Regions from separate parts of the Homo sapiens genome. Here region 2 is linked to region 1. The links are chromatin loops, found by intact Hi-C in ENCODE. Cell type or tissue: IMR-90. All regions are shown on one strand. Each heading gives the region's core, and the rest is flanking DNA. Links, peaks and the distances in the headings are about the cores only. Region 1 overlaps GMDS (GDP-mannose 4,6-dehydratase). Region 2 has its middle 190 kb from the start of LINC02521.

Evidence for each region. A loop is a pair of places that touch in the nucleus more often than their neighbours do. Peaks named below come from ENCODE experiments on the same cell type or tissue, not always from the same donor. Only the 100,000 strongest peaks of a DNase experiment are listed, where the experiment ranks them.
Region 2: it touches region 1 in a loop (6-fold over the local background); 18 of 110 quality-filtered maps call a loop at or near these places.

Annotation. Positions count from the first base shown.
Region 1 is chr6:2,189,789-2,201,919 of GRCh38, forward strand. The region is part of intron 1 of GMDS (GDP-mannose 4,6-dehydratase); the gene reads right to left. Among named protein-coding and RNA genes, the nearest start is that of GMDS, 50 kb to the right of the region's middle. In IMR-90, for the core only: a CTCF peak has its summit at 6,480 (motif pointing left); DNase peaks (open chromatin) are centred at 6,473 and 7,463.
Region 2 is chr6:2,442,251-2,454,381 of GRCh38, forward strand. No RefSeq gene overlaps it. Among named protein-coding and RNA genes, the nearest start is that of LINC02521, 190 kb to the right of the region's middle. In IMR-90, for the core only: a CTCF peak has its summit at 6,698 (motif pointing left); a DNase peak (open chromatin) is centred at 6,681; H3K4me3 peaks cover 347 bases.

The DNA.
Region 1 (12,131 bases), core at 4,280-8,279:
CTACTACATAACTGATGGTCTAGGTCGGCAAAGTAACAACTACTACAACACAGAGATCAATTCTGCTCAAACTTAAAGTGACCAAGATAACTCATGACTCCAGGACTACTGGGTTGGTAACAATGTGTAGTAAGAGCGTTTCTGTTTTAATAATGGAGCGCAGTGAGATTATGGGGTAACTCGTGGTATCAAATGTGAACCTTTTATAGACTCCTGGCTCCAAGTCCTTTCACTACTCCCATCTCCTTTTCCACCCCATCAAGGTGAGATCATTAAGCTCAGGAAGGCAGCTCAGCCAACGGAAAACATTCAACCTTCAACTTTTAATAAAGTACAAAATGCTTTTATTTTATATTTTATTTCTGAAAATAACCACATCAGGGAAAAAAGAGCAAATGTGGAATGGGAACCTGACATTGCAAACTATGGGAATTTTATTTTTTAAACGTTTCTAATAAAAGCAAATATAGTTTAGTATGACTAACCCTAACCCCATTTTGATTGCTTGTTTTCTCACTTTTGTTTAAAAAAATAGTAAAAGGAAACCTTTTATGCACTCACTATAATATACTGTGAAATTCACATAAAATTTCTCATTTAATTCTCACAGTTATTCTGCTCTGTAAGTAATCTCATGATCCTCACTTCTACAGATAAAAACACCAAGGCTCAGACAAGTCATGTTTTTGCTCAAGGTCTCACTTCTCATGGGGGAAGAACTAGAATTCCCACCCAGTGTTTCCTGAGGTCAGTGTCCTCTCGGACAGGACCCCAAGAGGCTGCCACAATTTGGGAGAGAATACTTTTTTCTGGATTCCACCAGCGGCCAAGTTACCTCACCCTCCCTGACACAGCACATGTTTTTTTGCAAAAAAGACTGCACTCTCTTGGGGAAGGAAACCAGTGGCACCATCCTCCACTTGGCAGCACCTATCACTGCCTATCACAAAGAAGGTTCTTAACAGTCCTATTGATGGCAGCAGGGGGCTGTCCACGGCAGGGGAGGCGTGGGTGGTGGCGGGAGGCGGCAGCAGGAGCGGCTGCAGGAGCAGCAATGGCAAAGGTGGGTCCCCTGTGCCCCGTGTCCCCAAGGCAGCAAACTGTGCTGCCCCCACCCTCATGTGGCCAGGCAGGACCCGCTCCCAGGCCTGGAACATCAGTGGCTCCGGACCCTAGCCCCACACCACCACTCTCACCCACAACTGCTGCGGGGAGGGCACCAGGAGGAGGCAGCACTGGGGGACCCAGGGCGGGAGGGGGAAATGGGAGCAGTGCCCACTACAGGGACCCAGCCAGTGGTGCGGTCACCACGCCCACTGCACCAAGGGTGCCGTGTTCTTGCGCCCCCAGAGAGGACTCTGCACAGGGCCACCCACAGCCATGTCCCCAGGGGTCCGCCCCGCATGGGGTGACCACCGGGCCTGACACTCCCGACCCGCTATCCGCTCCTGGAGGCACCCCCTGGGGAAGGGCCGCAAGCGGGATGAGGGGGAGCTCTAGGCTGCCCCTGAGTGCGGGGGCCACGGGGGAGCTCACAGTGATGTCCCTGGACACCAGCCCAGGCCCAGCAAGGACCTAGAGCCCCCAGGCTGCAAGGGGGCACAGCTGGGACTTCCCGCTTCATGGAACCGGGAGCCAGGAGCAGGCACCAGCCCTGCCCTCCCAGACACATCTGCAGCCGCCCAGGTGGGGCTGTGGACCCGGGCCTCTCTGCACTCTTGGGGGCCCTGGAAGGCCCCCGCCTTGCCCTTGCAGGCTCGGAGGTGCCTACCTCCACTGTCTGGCCTCTCCCCGCTCCAGGCACCTGCTATGATCTCCGAATGGGGTTGGGGCCAAGCCGGGGAGCTGTCACAGCCCAGCCAGGTATGTGAGGGTCCTGCCACCTCAGCTCCCTCCAGACTCTGTGTGCTGACAAGCATGGGATGTGGAACCTAGGGGGACACTGAGAGCAGCTTGATGCTGGCCTGCAGGTACCCCATGGATGAGCAGCCTGGGTACCACAGACCATGGCAGGAAGCAGACAGGCTCCGGGGTGGAAGGGGGTAGGTCCCTGGTGAGACCCCACCTTCAGGCCAGGGAGGGCATGAAGGCTGGGAGCCAGGCCACCAGTCCCACAGACCACACTGCAGGCTTATGGTGACTTTTCTGGGCCTGCCCATGACCACCCATGGACCAACTGGCACACACTTCCTCCACTCTGAGGCCCATAAAAGCCCCGGGCTCAGCTAGAGCAGGGCAGGGGATGGGGAGAAGATGAGATGACCAGATGCAGAGAGGAGCTACTCTCTCTGCTAAGAGCTGCAGAGACAATGGGACAAGCTGCCTACAGAGAGAAGCCACCCACTCTAGGGCCTCCTCTGTGCCGACAGCTGCAGACTACAGGAGCTACCCTCTCTGCTGACAGCTGAACACTTGTTGGGATGACCAGCTGCAGAGAGGAGCTACCCTCTCTGCTAGGAGCTGAACACTCATCGGGACACCCTGGCTATGGAGAGGAGCTGCCCACTGTGGGTCTTCTCTGAGCTGTTCTATTACTCAATAAAGCTCCTCTTTGCCTTGCTCACCCTCCACTTGTCTGCGTACCTCAGTCTTCCTGGTCACAAGACAAGAACTCAGGACCCACTAAATGGCAAGGCTAAAAGAGCTGTAACACACACAGGGCTGAAACATGCTCCTCACTCATCAAATTGCAGGTGAAGAGGGGAGAACAGCTGTGGTCCTTCAAGGAGCCCTGACCTGGGAGCTCCCCAAGCCAGGGCTGTGACTCCTTCTTTGGGGCCCCATGGTTCCTGGCATCTCCAAGCTTCTGGGAGCCATTGCATTCCTTGGTGCCAGCTGGGGAAGCTGTCTGCAGTGCACCTGGTCCAGCCGCAGCCTCACAGAGAGCCAGTGCCCATGCTGGCACCTAGAGCTGACAGCCCCACAGCAGCAGCCAGCATGTCTGACTGTGCAGTAGCCCAACCCCGCACTCACTCACACACGTCTTGCCAGTCCACGCCTGACTCAGTCTCCCTTGGAGGTGTGGGATCCAGGCCGGTACCATGAGCTAAGTGCAGCCTGCCAGGCCAAGTGGGAGGAACAAGCCCAGCAGGCCCAAACAAAAGTTGGACAAAGACACCACTGGCCACAGCTTTCCAACCAGAAAAATGACACCCCAAAGATCCTGTAACACTATTTCCAGAAAGTGGCAGAGAAATGTGCTAGGGCTTAACCATTGGCTCTGATAGCCCTCATCCCAGGATCCCTAAGGAGGGTTTTGGGAATTTGTGAACGTTTCAGTTGTCACAATCACTGGGGGATGCTACTGGCACTGAGTGGGTGGAAACCAGGAACACTAGAGGTCCTAAGACACCCAGGACAGTCTGCACGGCCAAAGACTTCTGCATTCCTCACAACTTCCTCAAGTCCTGCTGAATATTCACGTGGGTAAAAAACCTGTTTATAATTGTCTGAGCGTAAAACCTCACTCAAGTTATTACATAGGCACAACGTATGTGTTACAAAGTATGTGTTAAACAGGAAGACTACCATTTTATTCCAAATTTAACCAAATTTGACCATTTCAAGAAACAATGACACCAACAGCACACCACCAGTGCTTGCTGAGTCTCCACTGCCATCCACGTGCCACAGTCTGCATCTGCAGCTGCCACAGCAGGGATGCTCCCAAAGTGTGGCCTCTGAGCAGTTCCTCCACACCCTAGGCAGCAGGGTCTCCACATCTGAATACTGAGATGCAAGTTCTCCTGGCAAACAACTTGCTTTTCATTTCCTTTTTCACTGTCATAAAAAGGGTATATGGATTTTTTTAAATAACATGTGTAATTAGGATATGTTATTCACAAATTTCATTTTAGGATTGTAAAGGTGGCAAATACACATGAAATAGCCAGATGGATTCCTGGAATAGTGGAAGCTTAGTGAAAATGCTATTTTTTTTTTTTTTTTTTTTTTGAGATGGAGTCTCGCTCTGTTGCCAGGCTGGAGTGCAGTGGCGCGATCTCGGCTCACTGCAAGCTCTACCTCCCAGGTTCACGCCATTCTCCTGCCTCAGCCTCCCAAGTAGGTGGAACTACAGGCATCCACCACCACGCCCAGCTAATTTTTTGTATTTTTAGTAGAGATGGGGTTTCACCATGTTAGCCAGGATGGTCTCCATCTCCTGACCTCATGATCCACCCGCTCGGCCTCCCAAAGTGCTGGATTACAGGCGTGAGCCACCGCGTCCAGCCAAAAATGCTATTTTTTTTTAAAAAAAAAGAAGCATTATAAATATGATGTGTCTTTCTCAATTCAGCATGATGTAAGTCAAGTTAGGTAGTTCCCATGCCTCAGGAAATCCTGGCTTAATCTCAGCTCTGTCAGCAGTTTGGACTGTGTGTGTGTGTGAGGGGAGGAAAAGGCATCTATTGATTAAGGTGCTTCTGTATTCTCCATTGAGTTCTTCTTGAGTTCAAGGTTAATTTTTTAAATCACTGTAATCTTTGAATGTTCTTTAAAAGAACATTAAAGCAGAGAGAAATGGCATTATAATATTCACAATACAAAAAATTAAGACTTGTAAAGAAGAGTGAAGAAAGTTGGGGAAAATATGCTTCATGATTCTTAAAGGTCGATTCCTCATGGAATATATTTTAAACATACACACATACATATATAGTTGTTTAAACCCAATAAATAAACATTTCAGCTAAAAGTATTATAACACTAAATTATATCTTTAAGCATTTTTACCAATTTTACTTCCTTACTTTATCAATCATGTTTCACATCTCTAATTTCTTTATCATTATAACAAATTTCAATTTTTATATCAAGATACCAATATAAATAAAAGACAATTAAGGTTAAAAAGTGCTACACGCACACACTTTTTGGTTATTTTATTTCCTAAACATGGAAGAGGGGAAAACACAAACAATTTCTTCCACACGTGTCACACACAGTAAACATTCTTTCAAATCACGTCAGTTTCCTTGACAAAAATTAATACCTTAATAAAGATCCATTGTTTAAAACTCTTGGTTACCACTTGGCTAGCCATGCATAAAACAGGACAATTAGTACAGTCAACTGAACATTATCAAGACTTTCAGACACAGTGACACTGTTCCAGCCAAGCACAGTAGTGATGTTCCGTGAATGCTGCTCTGTCAGCCACAATTACCCCTTAAACAGCCTTTGGAATTATCAGCCTGTACTTTGCTAAAAAGAAAAAGAAAACATTATTTTAAATAATATCAATAAAAATCTTTGTTTCCTTTCTGAGGTAATTATACACACATGAAGTTAGCAAGGGTAAAATCATAGTAATTTTAAAACACATGCTTAAAAGCTTGCATCTTTTCTCCAGTAAAAGCTTTAACCAGACTTAGTATAAAGAAAAAACGGATTTGAATTTCACTGTCTTTTCCTTTTTCTTCTTCTGTAGAAGCGATAGTACTTAATGATTCTGTTCAAAAATTCTGAAGCAAAAAGACCTAGACAAATAGGAAATTAGACGTTACATTTTTGAAGAAGTGTTTTATTTTCCATTATTCCTTAAGGCTATCAGGCCAAAAAAAAAAAAATCTATTCCAAGAACTCTGTGATTCAAATATAAAAAGTATGAGAACCAAAACTGAGATGCTATGCCTTGGTCTGCTGAGAACTGTGATAATTTTCTTGAACTTTGCTGCATATATATTCTAAAGTAAAGCAAATACTTTGACATTTTATTCTTTTTATCCTAATGTAAGTGGAAAGCTACAAAGCAACTTCCTTTTCAGGGGATAAAGTAAGTTTTTAAAAGCCTTCTTTGGAAATAATTAAGTCCATAAAAATTACATGTTGATTTCTTAGGTATTATGTGTCCTTCTTTTTTTCTAAAGAATGAAGGTATAAAATAAGACAATGTAAACCATGGCAACAAGGTTGGGTATGGCAGCTCATGCCTATAACCCCAGCTCTTTGGGAGGCCAAACCAGAAGGCTGGCTTGATACCAGGAGTTTGAAACCACCCTGGGCAACATAAGAAAGACCTTGTCTCTACCAAAAAAAAAAAAAAAGTTAATAAAAATAAATATATAAATAATAAATCATGCTGACAGTTTAAATTTCAACAGTGAAGTTAAACATCTATCTATTAATTTCATTTGCAACTGTGGAGAGTATATGCCAAAATAAATATATACATATATAAGTAAATAATCATAACATCCCAAGATGACAATTGGGGACTGATTTCAGCCAAAACACAAATAATGTCTAAGTTTTTATTTTATTAAGCAAAACATAAGTTTGTGCCCAAAAACTTACAAACATTAGTAACAGTTCAAAACAGTCAATCTTCTACTTTAGCATTCTAAGATTGTGTAAAAAACTAGATAAATTATTACAATGGTTTATATTAAATGGTCTCCCTGAAGTACAAAGCAACTGCAAAACTATAATTATCAAGGACTAAAACACGCAGATGCTATATACTTGAGCCACCTGGTGGTTTATTTCCCTCACTGCACTGATAAACACCTAGTGCTATGCACACAACCTTAATTAGACTCTACAAGTTTTACTTTTGGTGCCAAGACCAGAAAGAGTTTACTTTTACCAAAATGTAGTAATAGTGTGGGTCACAAGGCACAAGTCTACTTGGAAGCACTTAAAAAGTTCACTGTTGCTAAGTACAGAAGGCACTCCTGAAATCTACCATAGCAGGTCTCTAGAACTGTTTTCTTATGTTTTTTTCTACAGTGTTTGATGCCTACAGTAAACATAGAATCCAAAACAAATTCAAATAAACTGCAGATCATGCCTCAGGTTTGCTTGTGGTTTCTTTACCTCTTGCCTAGTTCTGGACAGTTCAGGACAGACCACATTAACTTTTAAAGGTTGCTGTCTTAACTGTCAAGCAAGGTAGTAATAGGTGCTCAGAGATGTTGGTTAAAAAACACAGGAAAAAAAGTTAAACAAAAGTACACTCTGTTACCAAGAGGAAAGCTGCAGAACACCAATCTTTGTGACTCTGACTTCAAATTAGGGACTCTTGGGGTGATCAAGATTTTTATCAAAGCAGAATGTGTCCAAAGCATACCTTTATCTTCAAGCTTACTAGCCTAACAGCTGGAGTGCATTAGACAGGAGCCATGACAATTCTAATGATAATGGTGGTGATGACTTGATTCTAAACGGATACTTGTCAAAAAGCCAGTGAAAATTTAAGCCTTTTAACTAGTAAAAGGGTTGCAAGTTAAACCTCTGTGTCCAGCAGCAGTCCCACACCCTTCCTAGGAGAAGCAACTTCCTCAATTTAAGTTTCAATAATGTCTTATGTGAAGAACGAATAAAGTCAGTATTAAATAATGTCATTAGCAAACTGACACATCCATTATGATAACTGTTCCCATTACTGGCTTTAGTAGGAGGTGATGCCAGAGGCTCTCCCGCACCATAAGGCAAAGCGCTTCATGTCCCTGACTCATCCAAGCGACTCAAGGCCGCCCAGCTCTCCAAGTGGAAACACTGAGTGGGAAGGAGGCTCTCAAAGGATGCCTCTATTCCTCCTCCCGCCCAGGTTCTTGGTGGAGGGTAGATGCTATTAAAAGACTAGTTTCCTGAGGAAGGTAGATAGTTTCAGGGAAAGACCATTTGGCTGGAAGGAGGAGGCTTTGTTGCCAGCTGTTTCTCCAGCTCCACTGCCTGTGTGGTCCCAAGTAAGTTGCTAAACCTGACCACGTCAAGGGCCAGGTCTATAAAAATGATGACATTTCCCGTAAAAGGGCCTGCCTGGCCCTGCACCATTTGCCTTCACAAGGGAGCACTGCACTAGAGAAGCTCTGGCTTTGCTGTGAACAAATCAAAAAGTGACACATGGGCTTGGCATTTTCCTCCATGCAAATCAAAGTATCCCATTTCCCTGAAACACTTTAACAGGATAATATGGCTTTAATTTTCCACACTTCCTAATTCTGGGTGCTAACAGGACACAGCCGCCTTGTGAGAGAAACAATGGCACAAGTAGGGATGGCAAAGGAAGACACCCCTCTCATGGAAGCCACGTTCTCACAGAGGAGCCCATTCTGCAGGGCTAAAAGGCAGATTTTACTTTCTGTCATTCATTTCCTCAAGCTGTTATTGAGAAACAACACAGGTACCAGTGGAGGATGCGTGCATTAGAGTCAGAAAGCCAGGTCTCCCCAAATCCCATCTCTATCATTTACCATCGGGGAGACACTGTACAAAGTAACTTCTCTGATCATTCCTATCCCCATCTATAAAATGGAAATGATGCACATCGTGCCACAGGCTTACTGTGAACGAATGATGGGAAAGTGTGTGAAATTTACTAAAATAAGCAGCCACTGGAAGGGAGCCTGAGACCAGGACCAGCCAATGAGAAAAGTAACGAAGAATGCAGAACTTGCAGCAGGAGCTAAAGGGTAATTTCCTGGCCATGATGACAAATCTGGCTATGTATACACAGATGCATATGCCTGTACACATTATACAGATACATGTAATTCCTGAAGAAGGGGCTGCCTGTCAACAGGCATATCCTCACTTCCTGCCTCAAAATAGGAAAAAAATATTTGTTAGGAAATGAAATACATCCAAAATATTTGAGAAAGGGTTTGAGGAACATCCCATAAACCAATGTACCTTGTGTCCCCTTCAATTCTGTTTTTCTTTTCTAAAATGTCAAAGTATGCTAAGACTCTTCAATGACCAAAAGGTCCAAGTTTATATGAGTTTTTAATCATGTTCCAGAGATCACTGGATAAGAAACAAATAAACAAAAAAAAAAAAACAAGAGAATTAAGCAATAAAGAAAAGTAATGCTGCAGAGAAGAAATGAATAAGAAAAATTTCATTTTACTGCTACGAGGTATTTTACAAAATCAGAAAATTATGTTTGCCTGTGCGAAACTGGAAAATATTAGAACTGCTGAAACTTCTATACCACATCAGACTTCTCAACAAGTTCAAGAAAAACTAAGCATTTTGAAATGCATGGTGTCTGGAATAGAAAGGGTAGCAATTGTGGATCCTAAACCAGAAGAATTATACTAGTCTATCTACAGAGGTGTCTCTAGCCTAGCTCTAAGACCACAATTGGTTAGAATGAGAACAGGTAGAAAACAGACCATTCATAAAGTCAATAATTCAGGCTTGGTAATGGCTTACAGCTTTGCTTATGATGTCCTTATATCAAGTGTTTGCCATTGCTAACCTAAAGAGAACATACAACTATCTTTATACATAAAGCTGAATCTCTAATCATCTACCCATTTTCCTATCCTAAAATATTTCAAAATGTAATTCCCTAATTCATATTAAAAACTTCATATTCAACATTATTCATTTCTTATTGGACATAATGGTATAAATATTTAGACTAATTTACCTTTTGTTTTTAACTTCATGTCCACAATACATGGTGGTGTTTACTCATTAATCAAGATTTTCCTAAACTCCATTTAATGAAAATATTTAGTTTTATGGATGGCAACAAAGTATTATACTCAAATATCTCTGTTGGACCTTAACAGGAACCCAAAATAAATTAATTCTCTGACACAACAACTCACAGGCAGCCAGAAATCTTTATAAAATACAAATCAAATGTCATTCCATTGGCTTCCCATTTCTAATGGAATAAAATATAAACCTGATACAATGGCCTACACAATCCATTTACTTTCTGCCTTCAAATGCCTCCACTCTCTGTCCTCGCTGCTCTCCCCACTCACTGCTCCCTCCCCTAAATGTACTGCCACTTTCTCTGTGTTCTAGAATACAGCCTACTCAGGACCTTGGCGCCATCTTTTCCACTGCCTGAAACCCTTCCTCCTCTCCATTTTCAGCTCCTCTGAAGGCCTTCTTACCAACAACTTAATGCAATGCCCCAAGCTCATTTCAATCTCTATTCCTAAGATGATTTTCATGGCTTTTTATCATTTGTTGAAATTATTAGTATCTTCCTTTATTTCAGTCTTCTTCATTCAAGTATCAACTTAAAAGCAGAACACTTGTCTGCTTGTTAACCACTTTTCAGCAGTACCTAGAAATAGTACCAGGTACAGAGCAGATACAGGAATATTTATCAAAAATAAATAAATGAGTGAGAAGTCTAAGAATTAAGGATTTCTAAAAGATAAAGCCTACAAACCTAAGCTATATATGGTAAATGCTATTCCATACCATAGCAAATTAGAAACATTACAGGATTGTATGTTATACATATGAACACTGTGATCTGGAAATCTCTGCCTTGTACAAATAGCTCTAGAATATATTCATTCATTTATTAAACAAATATTTATTGCACATCCACTGTGTCAGATATTATTCTAGGCAGCAGAGACTCCAGCAGTAAACAGAACACTCTACACTGAGGAAGTTTATTCTGTAGACAAGGGACACAGACGAGAAACAAATACATGTGCCAGGTGATGAAAAGTGCTATAGGAAAAAACACAGCAGTGTAAGAGAGTGGAAGGGATGGGAGCCTCAGTAGAAGATGACATGTTAGCAGAGAGGCGAAGGATGAAGACAGAACACCACATGCACATCCGAGATGAAACAATCTAGGCAGTGAGGGCAGCATGTTAGCAGAGAGGTGAAGGATGAAGACAGAACACCACATGGACATCCGAGATGTAACCATCCAGGCAGTGAGGGCAGCATGTTAGCAGAGAGGTGAAGGATGAAGAGAGAGCACCACATGGACATCCGAGATGTAACCAACTAGGCAGTGAGGGCATCATGTTAGCAGAGAGGTGAAGGATGAAGAGAGAGCACCACATGGACATCCGAGATGTAACCATCTAGGCAGTGAGGGCAGCATGTTAGCAGAGAGGCGAAGGATGAAGACAGAACACCACATGCACATCCGAGATGAAACCATCTAGGCAGTGAGGGCAGCATGTTAGCAGAGAGGTGAAGGATGAAGAGAGAGCACCACATGGACATCCGAGATGTAACCATCTAGGCAGTGAGGGCAGCATGTTAGCAGAGAGGTGAAGGATGAAGACAGAGCACCAAATGGGCATCCGAGATGTAACCATCTAGGCAGTGAGGGCAGCATGTTAGCAGAGAGGTGAAGGATGAAGAGAGAGCACCAAATGGGCATCCGAAATGTAACCATCTAGGCAGTGAGGGCAGCATGTTAGCAGAGAGATGAAGGATGAAGACAGAGCACCACATGGGCATCCGAGATGAACCAATCTAGGCAGTGAGGGCAGCATGTTAGCAGAGACGTGAAGGATGAAGACAGAGCACCACATGGGCATCCGAGATGAAACCATCTAGGCAGTGAGGGCAGCATGTTAGCAGAGGGGTGAAAGATGAAGAGAGAGCACCACATGAGCATCCGAGATGAAACCATCTAGGCAGTGAGGGCAGCATGTTAGCAGAGAGGTGAGGGATGAAGAGAGAGCACCACATGGACATCCGAGATGTAACAACCATCTAGGCAGTGAGGGCAGCATGTTAGCAGAGAGGTGAAGGATGAAGACAGAACACCACATGCGCATCCGAGATGAAACCATCTAGGCAGTGAGGGCAGCATGTTAGCAGAGAGGTGAAGGATGAAGAGAGAGCACCACATGCACATCTGAGATGAAACCATCTAGGCAGTGAGGGCAGCATGTTAGCAGAGAGGTGAAGGATGAAGAGAGAGCACCACATGCACATCTGAGATGAAACCATCTAGGCAGTGAGGGCAGCATGTTAGCAGAGAGGTGAAGGATGAAGAGAGAGCACCACATGGGCATCCGAGATGAAACCATCTAGGCAGTGAGGGCAGCATGTTAGCAGAGAGGTGAAGGATGAAGACAGAACACCACATGGACATCCGAGATGAAACCATCTAGGCAGTGAGGGCAGCATGTTAGCAGAGAGGTGAAGGATGAAGAGAGAGCACCACATGGGCATCCGAGATGAAACCATCTAGGCAGTGAGGGCAGCATGTTAGCAGAGAGGTGAAGGATGAAGACAGAGCACCACATGGGCATCCGAGATGTAACCATCTAGGCAGTGAGGACAGCATGTTAGCAGAGAGGCGAAGGATGAAGAGAGAGCACCACATGGGCATCCGAGATGAAACCATCTAGGCAGTGAGGGCAGCATGTTAGCAGGGAGGTGAAGGATGA
Region 2 (12,131 bases), core at 4,780-8,779, 250 kb after region 1:
GTCTCATTAGTGGAATGAAGAAATTCAAGTTGAGTGTTATCCTTCCTTGCATCTCTAACTCCTGAGGCAGAGCTGGTTGGGCAAATGTCAGGAAGTGAATGAGTGAGTGATGATGGTAATGGGTGAAGTCGTGTTTATGGTCATATACAGGGCTGAGTACCAAAGGTCAACATTTCCTTTCAGTCAGTAATAGGCTCACTGCTGTTAGATAACAACTAATATTTTCAGGGGAAAAAAGTCAGCTTAGAAATGAAGATTTATCTTTCCCCACCCAATCCCAGAAAATGATTTTGTATTTATTTTGATCTAGGCCCATTGTTTTTGGCTGTGATTCAAGAAAAGTAGAACAACCCTCTTTCCAAGTGGGAATTTGGGGGCTGCTATCTTTCTCTATATTTTTAAATCCTCAAAATCAGTAGGGGTAATACTGCCCCCAGATGAATAAAAATTGGTTCTTAAGGGGTGTGTTTTAAAAATCCTTTTTATATATAAGTCACAGATATACATATATGTAGTACATAAACACTATATCTGTGATATTAGAATCATACGGGGGATTGATTAGGGAAGATGTCTAAAAAGGGTTCCTTGGCGGAGGGGTGGTAATGAGTAAAAGATTGAGAAACGCTGTTCTAAATGGTCACTTTTTTTATAACTTGCTATTTGTAACACTAAGCATAGTTTCAAAGTCCCTGATTCCATTTACTCATAAAGAGATCCCGTAGGTTGGACAGGGTAGAAATAACAGGTATATCAACTATTCCAATTATGTATTTGCTAATCTTTTTTTTCTTTTCTTTTCTTTTTTTTCTTTTGAGACAGTCCCAGCCTGGAGTGTGGCAGCACAACCTTGGCTCACTGCAACCTATGCCTCCTGGGTTCAAACGATTCTCCTGCCTCAGCCTCCCAAGTAGCTGGGACTACAGGCAAGTGCCACCACACCTGGCTAATTTTTTGTATTTTTAGTAGAGACGGGGTTTTATCTTGTTGACCAGGTTGGTCTCGAACTCCTGACCTCAAGAGATCTGCCTGCCTCAGCCTCCTGAAGTGTTGGGATTACAGGTGTGAGCTATGGCACCTGGCCTATTTGTCAATCTTAATGGCCAAAACGTAACTATGTTATTTCAAATAGCTTCAGTGTTGCTATTAATTTACAGATTTATATCATGCCTATGTTTACATTGGTATGTTAGCTACGTAAATATACTCCCATTACAATTAATAAAATTGATATAATCTTTTTGAGGAAGAAAGAATTTTTAAGAAAGAATGATCATTCATTTTAGACAATATTTGGCCCAACACAATAATAGATAGTTAATTTGTGATCAGTTAATAATTAAGTTCTCTTTATTATAAAAATGTCATGCTGACATATGTGATTAAAACTTCTTGGATAGAATCTATTGCTGCTGTTATTGCTGAGGTAAGAACTAAGGGAAATCTTCCCTTTCATGTGTAAAGAGTTATATCCCCTTTTAATCTGTGATATCAGCATTTGTCCAAAAGCAGTTCTGTTTTCCAAAGATGATCATCCAGGCTAGGCATTAGAAAAACAGAAAAATCTATTAAAAAGAAAACATAAATCTGAGCTGTGTATTTGAAATAAAGAAGCTAGCACTTTCCAAAGTAAATGAAACAGGGTTTATCTTATTTTTCTCAGAAAAGGAAGGTTTGAAGCTAACCCATTTATGATTTCAAAGTCATGAACGGATTGGTGAAATAGTGATGGATCCAGTGTATATTTTATAGTAGCATGGAATTTAAAAAATAGGAACTCCTACAATATTATTTCATCCAAAGCATAATAAATAGAGAGAGTAGGGTCATTGGAGTCGATGATTTAAACAAATACCGTAGCTCAAGAGGCACCTAACATTGTGTGGAAAAAGTTGAAAAATGGCATTCGTCTGCTGGTGTTTTAAACACACTCCTCCTTCACGATTAACATGAAGATAAACCAAGTGAGGCCAGCTTTGCATTTTTCTTTTGGGTCAAAGGAAGTCACTAAGATATAATTTCATGTCCTACTCTGAAAATTTGGGGCTTAGTGTTATCATGATTTAGGCCATGTTTTTCATGGATTATACTGAGAAAGAAAAGTTGCTACAGTGCTCAGACCATTTAATTCCTTAGGAAAGTAACGTGATAGTTTCTCATGCCTCACATGAAGTCCACGCTGGGGAAAGGTGACCTTCTGAGTGCAAACCCCGTCCTGAGGTGTGGGGTCTTAAGGTGCCCATACTATTCAGTTTGCGAGTAGGGAGAGTAGATGCTAAGTTAGTTGTTAAGTGAATAAATCAGACTGTGAACTTCTCTTGGACAGGAACTGTGATTTTCTTGATGTAAAGGGGCATCAAGAAGGAGGAGGAGCTGGGCACGGTGGCTCATGCCTGTAATCCCAGCACTTTGGGAGGCCGAGGTGGGCGGATCACGAGGTCTGGAGATCGAGACAATCCTGATTAACACGGTGAAACCCCATCTCTACTAAAAATACAAAAAATTAGCTGGGCGTGGTGGCGGGCGCCTGTAGTCCCAGCTACTCGGGAGGCTGAGGCAGGAGAATAGCTTGAACCCGGGAGGTGGAGCTTGCAGTGAGCCGAGATTGCACTACTGCACTCCAGCCTGGGTGACAGAGCAAGACTCTGTCTCAAAAAAAAAAAAAGGAAGGAGGAGGAAAATATGCTGTTAGGTTGGTGGAAAAGTAATTGAGGTTTTTGCCATTTAAAAGTAATGGCAAAAGTTTTAATGGCAAAAACCGCAATTACTTATGATCTATAGACAGGAGATGAGGCGAACAAAGTTCACATCCTTCAAAGTCATCCTAGAGTCATTCCAGAGGGCTGTAGACTTTGGCCCAAACCTTTAAACCTGCCTCAGTTTCTATTTATGTCAGATAAAACTTACTTCTGTGCCATCTTTTTCTTTCAGGAAATGATTGATCCAGAAGGGTTTTGCAAATGACTTAATAGCTTTTAGACTTGTTTCTTTGTCAATAAATGGGGACACCAATAGTTACTTTCATGTTTCTTCATAAAACATGTAGAACGTGCTCAGCATATAGTGGGTGATCATGTAAGTAGGAACTCTCTATTAGGGTTCAACTGAAACCAAAAGTTGCTGTGTGAAGATAGAATTGAGACCACCCATGTCAACATGATTTGTTTGTTCATGGGACACTTTGCCCAGGGGAGATAAGGTTGAAAATCAAAAATTATTTTCACTGTTTGCTTCAGGAAATTTCTTCAGTCAATTTATTGGAGAAAATAGCCTGCTCACCAAGGCAAACAGCTTGCTTATTTAAAAAACAGTGAACTTACCCACACTCACTTCGAGACAGTCATTTTGATGCATCCACCAATCCCAAATGCCCAGTCCCTATCATTCCTTACCTTGGAATACCTGCCTTAAACAACTCGAGCCCAGAGCCCAAAGTCAGAAGGCTCCACTGCTGGCTTTGTTCTTCTGAGACTCTGCTAAGATTCCGTTAAGGTGATGTTGTCTCTTCCTGCAATGAGCTCAAATAAACTTAATTTTGCTTAATTAGCAGTTAATTGACTGGTGACATTTTGGGGGATTCAACAATAATAATTATACACTGGGTTTTGATCTCTTCATTGTATCACGTGTGTTGGTGCTAATGGCAGTGGCAGTAGGCTTTCCTCTGCTCAGTCCTTGGGCTACTCTCTGGTGTTACATTGAGTTTTCTTTCTTTCTTTCTTTCTTTCTTTCTTTCTTTCTTTCTTTCTTTCTTCCTTTCTCTTTCTTTTTTTTTTTTAAGAAAAATCTACAATTTTTTTTAATTAAAAATTGTTTTGCATCTGGCTGGGAATGGTGGCTCACACCTGTAATCCCAGCACTTTGGGAGGCCAAGGTGGGTGGATCACTTAAGCCCAAGAGTTCCAAACCAGCCTGGGCAACATGGCGAAACTCCAACTCTACAAAAAATTTTAAAAATTAGTCAGGTATGGTGGCACACACCTTTAGTCTCAGCTACTTGGGAGGCTAAGGGGAGAGGATTGCTTGAGCCTGGGAGTTTGAAGCTGCAGTGAGCACCACTGTACTCCAGCCTAGGTGTCAGAGTGAGACCTCATCTCCAAAAAAACTGTTTTGCACCTAGAAAAAATGTTATTTTTCTTTTACTTTTCAGTGACTTTTTTCATTTATTAAGTTTTAAAATTTATTTTTAATTTTTAATTGACAAATTAAATTTTATATACTTATGGGGTACACCATGATGCTGTGATATAGGTATACCCTGTAGAATGATTAAATCAAGCCAGTTAACAGATCCATCACCTCATATACTTATTTTTTATGGTGAGAACGCTTTAAATTTACTCTTGGCCATTTTGAAATACATAATACATTATTATTAACTATAGTCATCATGCTCTGCAGTAGATCACAAAAATGTATTTCTCCTAACTGAAATTTTGCACCCTTTGACCAGCATCTCCCCAGTCCATCCACTGTCCTGCCCTTGGTAACCACTATTCCACTTTCTAATTCTATGTGTTTGCGTGTTTTGGATTCCACATATAAGTGAGATCACATGGTATCTGCCTCTCTGTGCCTGGCTTAATTTACTTACCATAATGTCCTCCAGGTCAATCCATGTTGTCAAAAATGAAAGCATTTCCTTCTTTTTAAAGTCTGAGTGGTGTTCCACTGTGAATATATACACCACATTTTCTTTATTTGTTCATCCATTGCTGGACACTTAGGTTGACTCCATATCTTGGCTATTGCGAATAGTGCTGCAATGAACATGGGGGTGAAGACATTCCTTTAACGTACTGACTTCAAATCCTTTGAGCATATACCCCAAAGTGGGATTGCTGGATTGTGTGGTAGTTCTATTGTTAGTTTTTTAAGGACCCTCCATACTGGTTTCCAGAATACCTGTATTAGTTTACGTTCCCACCAACGGTATGCAAAGGTTCCCTTTTCTCCACATCTGCACGGTTCAGTTCAGCTCCTAAGGGAGCAGTGACACCGGCAGCTGAGGAAGCGTCATGGATTCCAGCTTCACTGATTGTCCGAAAGCCAGTGGGGCATCCCTACATGCCTAACTTACTTGGCTGCTGGGGACCCTGGCTTATTCTCTCTTTCTTGTGTAGGCACCACTATTTGCTGAGCATTCCAAAATACCTGCTTGGTTGTTCCCGGGGAAAAAAAACCCAGGCAGCAGCTAGAGCTGGGTATTCTGCTCAGGTGACCAAGATGGAAGCAAAGTTAATGAGTGACAGATGCCACACCAGAGATGACATTGGGCGGGCCGTTGTTCCAGCCCCTTGGTTTCTACCTGGGTTTGGCAGAAAAGCAGCTAAGTCTTTGACTCGTTTGGTGTAACTTGGGCTGAATCCTGTTGTTATCTGTCAGCCTTGCTTTACAAAAACCTCATTTCCTAAGCTGAGTTTTCCATCAATCAGAATAATAAATCAGCCAAATTATCTCCATCTGGCTTTTGGCAGCAGAAAGCTCTTTAGGCTAAGAGAGAAAGGAAACCTTTATCTTCTTCAAAAGCTATAAAGCAGTCACATTTTTAAATGAATGTAAATTCAGTCTTTAAAAAATATTTTCATGCAAGATAGACAAATAAGATTTTAAACTTGAAATTCTGTAGACAGCATAGTGCAGTCATTCCAAGTTTGGCTGTCCTTGATGGTTAGGGTTGACAGATTCAGCGAATAAAATTACTGGAAGCCCCATTAAATTTAAATTTCAGATAAACAACAGACAGGTTTAAGCATAGATATATCCCAAATATCATCTGGGACATACTTATACTAAAAAGTTATTTGTTGTTTATCTAAAATTCCAATTTAACTATATGTCTTGTGTTTTATCTGGCAGCCCTCCTAGGGATTCATGAAAGTGCTTGAACTAAAGCCAGGTTTCCTTACTTGTTGTTCTAGATTCTTTTGGAGCATGCTATAAGCTTGCTGTGCTTCTTAAATCGATTTATTAGGTTACCTGTGTGGTACAGAGCAAAATCCAATTAGCAAGAAACTATAAAAAAGATATTGTCACGTAGAAGCAGAAGTTTACTGTGGGAAAGGAAAAGGCAAGAACAAAATTGAGTGTTTTGAGTTCAGGCTTCAGGGAGGGAATGGAGCAATGCCTAGCACAGATCTTGAGTGTAGTGGTTGGAAATAATATTCAGCTGTCACAACTCGGTCTGAAAGTGTGTCTTTCTATCATTCATTCTTGCCAGGTTCATGCCCTGTGAAAGGCAGTCAGGGAGTCTATTTTATGACAGTGGGCTGATTGTGGCCAGATGTTATTCTTGCTGTTTGCTACGTTTTATTGCTGTTATATTATCTTTAAACTATTGAACGATGACATGTAATGAAACTCCTAATATCCAGTAGTCAAAATCATTAAATTACAAGGTCTGCGAAGCCCATGTCCATCTTGAAAGCATTTTTCAATACCTTCCACACTTCTCTAAAGTCCATTCATTTATCTTAGTGTATTATAGCTAAGAGCCCTACATTCATGCTCTGAAAAAAAAAAAAAAACAACTTCTGGGGAAAATATGTTGATGTAGTTATTGTTTTCATTATCATACATCATGTTCACATTACTATGGGAAAGAGCCCTTTTCCCTTAGGGAAAAAAAAAAACAAAAACTGTCCTGAGAGGAGGGAAGGTGGAAACACACCAAATACAACAGCACCCTCCACTGGTCGCTAAAGGAAAGTGTGCTTTTGTGATGTGGACAGGAGGAAGTGAAGAAGGTCATCGTAATGAGCAGCAGATTCGGTTGCCGTTCGAAGCACAGGCGTTAGGGTATCAGAACATAAGTAAGTGATTGGAATCGGGCCATTTTTTAAAGTAGCAAGAACAATATAAAGAAGTGTCCACTGACTCTCGGTGCTGGGAACTGAGAACGGAGCTGTAAATCATCTCGAGTGAGTGTTTCGCTGTGACGTCATCGCAGAGGATGTGGGGTCCTTCACCATGATTACGTTTTCCCTCTCCTTTTTGTTGGAATAGATTCTGACAGACAAAAGCAAATTGAACTCAGATGCACTTCTCAGCAGTCTGGAGAGGAAGCTGGATGTGAGTGCTGACCCTGGAGCCACTGGCTCTGTGAAGGTTGGTTTGCTTTGGAGCTTGACCCAGCTGCACCCGGGCGTCACCTGCTTTTCGCCGCAGCCCACCTGGAACAGGGGAAGTGTCTGCTTATTCCGCAGTGAAAGCACTCTGTTACCAGTGCCTTCCACCTAGTGCGACTCCGCCGCTTTGGCTATCTTCTCTCATCCTAGAATTCTCACTGTGTCCTAGAAAGCCCCAGTGTTAGAGGTGTGAGGATCTTTAAAGACCATCTAACCTGACCTCTGCATTTTACACCTCATAAGTCTGAGGTGAGTCACTGGGTCATCTATATAGAAATATTTTAGTTCAACTAGCTGCAGTGTTGCTAATAACTAACTCTGTTTGGTGGCAACACCAATTTTTCAAAGAGATGTTTCATAAAGGACCCATTATAATCCAGGACTATCCAGGATGGAGGGCATCCAGCTGCCGGACTAAGGCTATGAAACAGTTTGCTTTATTGCTTTTAGGGTCTGTTTTATTCATGGAAATGGATGAAGTCACACCCCAAACTGATGAATGGTTAGTTTTGGTCTGTTGATGAATTATTCTTCCATAACATCGGTATGTGAAGTGGATGGTAAACCAGTATACCCAAGGCAAGTCTAAAATGGGGTTTGAGTTTTTCACTGGCTCCTAGAGATGCCATCAAATCAAGTTAACCTCATGGCCAAATTAATATGCATAACAAAATTGACCAACATTTTAGTATAATTAAGCAATGAGAGAGAAACTAAGAGTATCTCAGACACTTTATTTTTCTTTCATAGAAAGTTTCTAAGTTCAATTATTCCGAGTCTTAGGTTTATAAAATTGAAAAGCAACATGAAATAAAACCAAAGCAAAACAAAACACCAAACATGAGTTGACTCTCTTTAAAGGTCCTTAGAGCAACTTCACCATTTGAGCCATGCAGCCAAATGTTTCTAATAAATTGTGGTAAATAGATCTAAAGAAACTAAGTGTGTGTGTGGATGGTAGTCTCTCAGAAATCGAGTCAGAAATTGGTTGCCAAACCATCATCCTTCACCCACGCTGTTAGGTTTGTTTGTCACTACTGTTACTGCGGAGGTAGCCCAGGGGCAACGTAACCTCTGGTTTTCTGAAAGGTGCCGCATAGACTTCTTCTGTGACCAATTTCCATAAAGTTCGTTTAGCAGTTCAAACTTTATTAAGACTCTTGACAAAAACAGCTGCTAGAATTGCAAAGGAATGTAATAAAAAACATAGAGTCAGAAACAACCGGAGTCTATAAAAGCAATATCCAGAGTGGCCAAGTCCCCTTGGGGTGCAAACTGATCCCGGTCTCCATCAGCGCCGCGCGGACCTCCGTGGGACACCCGGGCTCGACTGAAGCGCACAGGCTGGAGGCTCCTGCCATCACCCGGCTGATAACCTAGTTACAGTCCGGGCAGGGTGCCAAGTAAAGAATAGCACAAGCAGGTGGGGCATGGAGTTTTGAAGTGTGAAGAAGCACTGGAGCAAATTCATTTTATGTTGCTTTTATTATGCAGTAAAAAAAAAATCTCCAACACATACTCATTTACAAAAAAAAAAAAAATGTTCAGTTGATTGTAGTTTCCATATTAGCACGAAGGGGCACAAACTGGTGTTAGCCAGAGACTCTGAGATGCATTTGGAAATCTTATATAGCAGGAATTCATGCTGACAATCCACTATTGTTAAGCTGCTCTGATGTGGGGACTCTTTGAAATACACTTCATATGTTATTAGAATGACCTCTAGACCGTTCAGGGAAATATAGGGACACAATCACTGGTATTGCTATCCACATAAAAATGTAATATTCAGAAAATGAAAAATTAGAAAATATAGTTTATTTTTGTGGTTTTGACTGAAATCCCAAGTGAGGCAGTTTGAAGAAGCTGGCGTGATAACGGAGGAAATGGAATCAAAAGTTAGTTCCCTCCCTTGGCCCATCCAACACACAAGCACAGAATGAGGAGAGGACCCTCTCTGGAGACCCTTGGAGTGCAAAATCGAATCTTCAAAGTAGGTTGTAGGAACAGACATTACCAGGACTGGCCAGTGAAGAATCATTTTGGAGGATCTTGGATGAGTGGCCATCTTAGTGTGAAAGCTGGGGGTACAACACCCTGTGTACCGTCTTCAGAGGATGGGATTCCATTTGGGGATATAGAGAGGCAATCATTCAAGATCTCCCAGCTGTACAGCTCCAGGCAGTACTTTTATTTGCAACTTCCCCTGCCCCCTCAATGTGAGTGTTGTCCCCTGGGTTGTCTAATGTGGTGGTCCTGCCATTCACTCATTCATTCATTCAACAAACATGTGAGAGCTGATTGTGTGTCAATCACTGTGCTAAGCAATGGGGATGCAGAGATGCACACACAGCCCCTGTCCTCAAGGACTTCAGAGATCAAACAGAGATAGACAAGGACAATACAAGTTCTATGTCAAAGTTGGGAGCACAGAGGAAGATCAACTAACTCAGATTGCCAGGGTCTGGAAAGGGTTCGAAGGTGAGGTAGCAGTGGACTGAGACCCAGAAATAAAGTCAAGTCAGTGGATAAGGGATGGAGGGTTTTTCAGGCTGAAGGATTCCTGGACAGTCTGGAGCATTTGCGGGGCACTGTGCCTGCTGAGGGAGGAGTGCTAGGTGGTGAGGCTGGAGCACGGGCAGGAGGAGGCTGTGGGGAGAGGCTGGGGAGGCCAGGGAGGCCCTGTGGGGTCCAGGGTGAGATGGCAGCCTCCTTTGCAGGGGGCTCCTGGCTTCTCCCCACTCAGCTTGCACTATGTGAGGGGACCAAAGTCTTGGACAGTGTCTGCTCTCCCCCCTACGTTGCTCATGTTTTATAAGGAAGAGTGAATGGCTCAGTTGTCCAGATTCACCAAGAGGGTCTCAAACTGGGTTCTATAAACACTGGTCAGTGTCCACTGCAGAGGGGCTGAGAAGATGCTGGAAGAGCCGTTTCCCTCACACGCTGAAGACACGATCTGTGAAGACATGAAGGCACATGTTACAGCTAAAACCCAGTTCCACTGGCATCCGCAGGACAGCACAGGCCAATCACAGCTGACACAGATGGTGGGAGGTGCTCGTGCCTCTCACGGTGATCAGAAACATCACCGTTGCAGGTGACGCCACTTCACTTAACACTGGGTGTGGGCGGATTCATCCGCTCTGAAAATTACGTCTTTGGTGGACATCAGCGTGGACTTGGGTGAGGACTCACAACTTTTTTGAGGGTTGTGTGTGTGTGTATGTGAATTGTTTTTATTTTTCACCTTTATTGAGATATAATTCATATACTTTACAACTCACCCATATAAAGTGCATAATTCAGTGGTTTTTGGCATATGATGCTATTCATTTTTTAAAATGGTGGTAAAATAATTTTTTTTTTTTGAGACAGAATCTTGCTCTGTCTTCCAGGCTAGAGTGCAATGGCGCAATCTCAGCTTGTTGCAACCTCCACCTCCTGGGTTCAAGCGACTCTCCTGCCTCAATCCCGAGTAGCTGGGATTACAGGCACCTGCCACCACGCCCAGCTGATTTTTGTATTTTTTAGTAGAGATAGGGTTTCACTATGTTGGCCAGGCTGGTCTCGAACTCCTGACCTCAGGTCATCCACTCGCCTTGGCCTCCCAAAGTGCTGGGATTACAGGTGTGAGCCACCGCACCCAGCCCCTTTAACAATTTTTTAAGTGTACAATCAGCAGCATTAATTACATTCACAAATCTGTGCAACTGTCCCCATATCTAGTTCCCAAATGTTTGCATCATCTCAAGCAGAAACCCTGCCTACTGGTTATTAAACAACGATTTCCCGTTCCTCCCTTTCCCTATCCCCCTCCCCTCACTAACTGAATCCACTTTCTGTCTCTGTGAATTTGCCTATTCTAGGTGTTTCATGGAGGTGGAACTATACACTATGTGTTCTTTTGTGTCTGGCTTATTTCACCTAGCATAATGTTCTCAAGGTGCGACCATGTTGGAGCATGTGTCAGAATGTCCTTCCTTTATATGGTTGAATCACATTCCATTGTACTTATGTGCCACATTTTATTTCTCCATTTATCTGTTGATGGACAGTTGGGTTGTTTCCACCTGTCAGCCATTGTGGATAGTGCTGTGTGGACATGGGTAAGTAACTGTTCAAGGCCCTGCTTTCAATTCGTTTGGGTATATTCCTAAGAGCAGAATTGCTGGGTTATATGGTCATTGTTTTAGTTTTTTGAGGGACCATCCAACTGTTTTCCATAGCAGCTACACCATTTTACATTTCCACCAGCAAGTATGAGGGCTCTAATTTCCCTATATCTTCAGCAATACTTGTTTTCCACTTTTTATTTAACTTTTGTTATAGTCATTTTAGTGGGTGTGAAGTGACATCTCCTTGGGGTTTCATCTGCATTTCCCTAGGCACTAATGATGCTGATTTGTCATGTCCTTATTGGCCATTCGTGTATCTTCTTTGGAGAAATGTCTGTTCAAAGTCTTTGAACATTTTAAAATTGGGTTGTATGTCTTTCTGTTGTTGAGTTGTGGGCATTCTTTACATATTCTGGATGTTAAACCTTTATCAGATACATGATTTCTAAATATATATTTCCCATTCTATAGGTTGTCTTTTCACTTTCTTGCTAATGTCCTTGGATGATCCACAACTTTTCCAAAGCAGGTAAAATAGCTTTTCTCCCTCTCTCCCTCTCCCCATCCCTGGCTTTCTTGCTGCTTCCCTTCTCTGTGAAGGCAGACAATTAAGTGACTGTGGGAAGGAAGGGGCTTTGATGTGCTGGGACACCAAGGGAGACTTTCTCAATCTGGCTTTCTCAGAGAGGCCCTTTCTTTCCTGAGGGTATCACCCTGCAGAATATAAAATTCCTCATAGTGAATTAATCATTTCCCATCTACAGAGGCTACTTTTCAAAGTAAATATCCCAATCATCTCTCACTCCTGGGTACAGTCCTAAGCTCTGCTCAGCCACATCTGCTTCTAGCATCCCATGTGTCAGAACGCCCACGTTCCGGGGCAGAAACT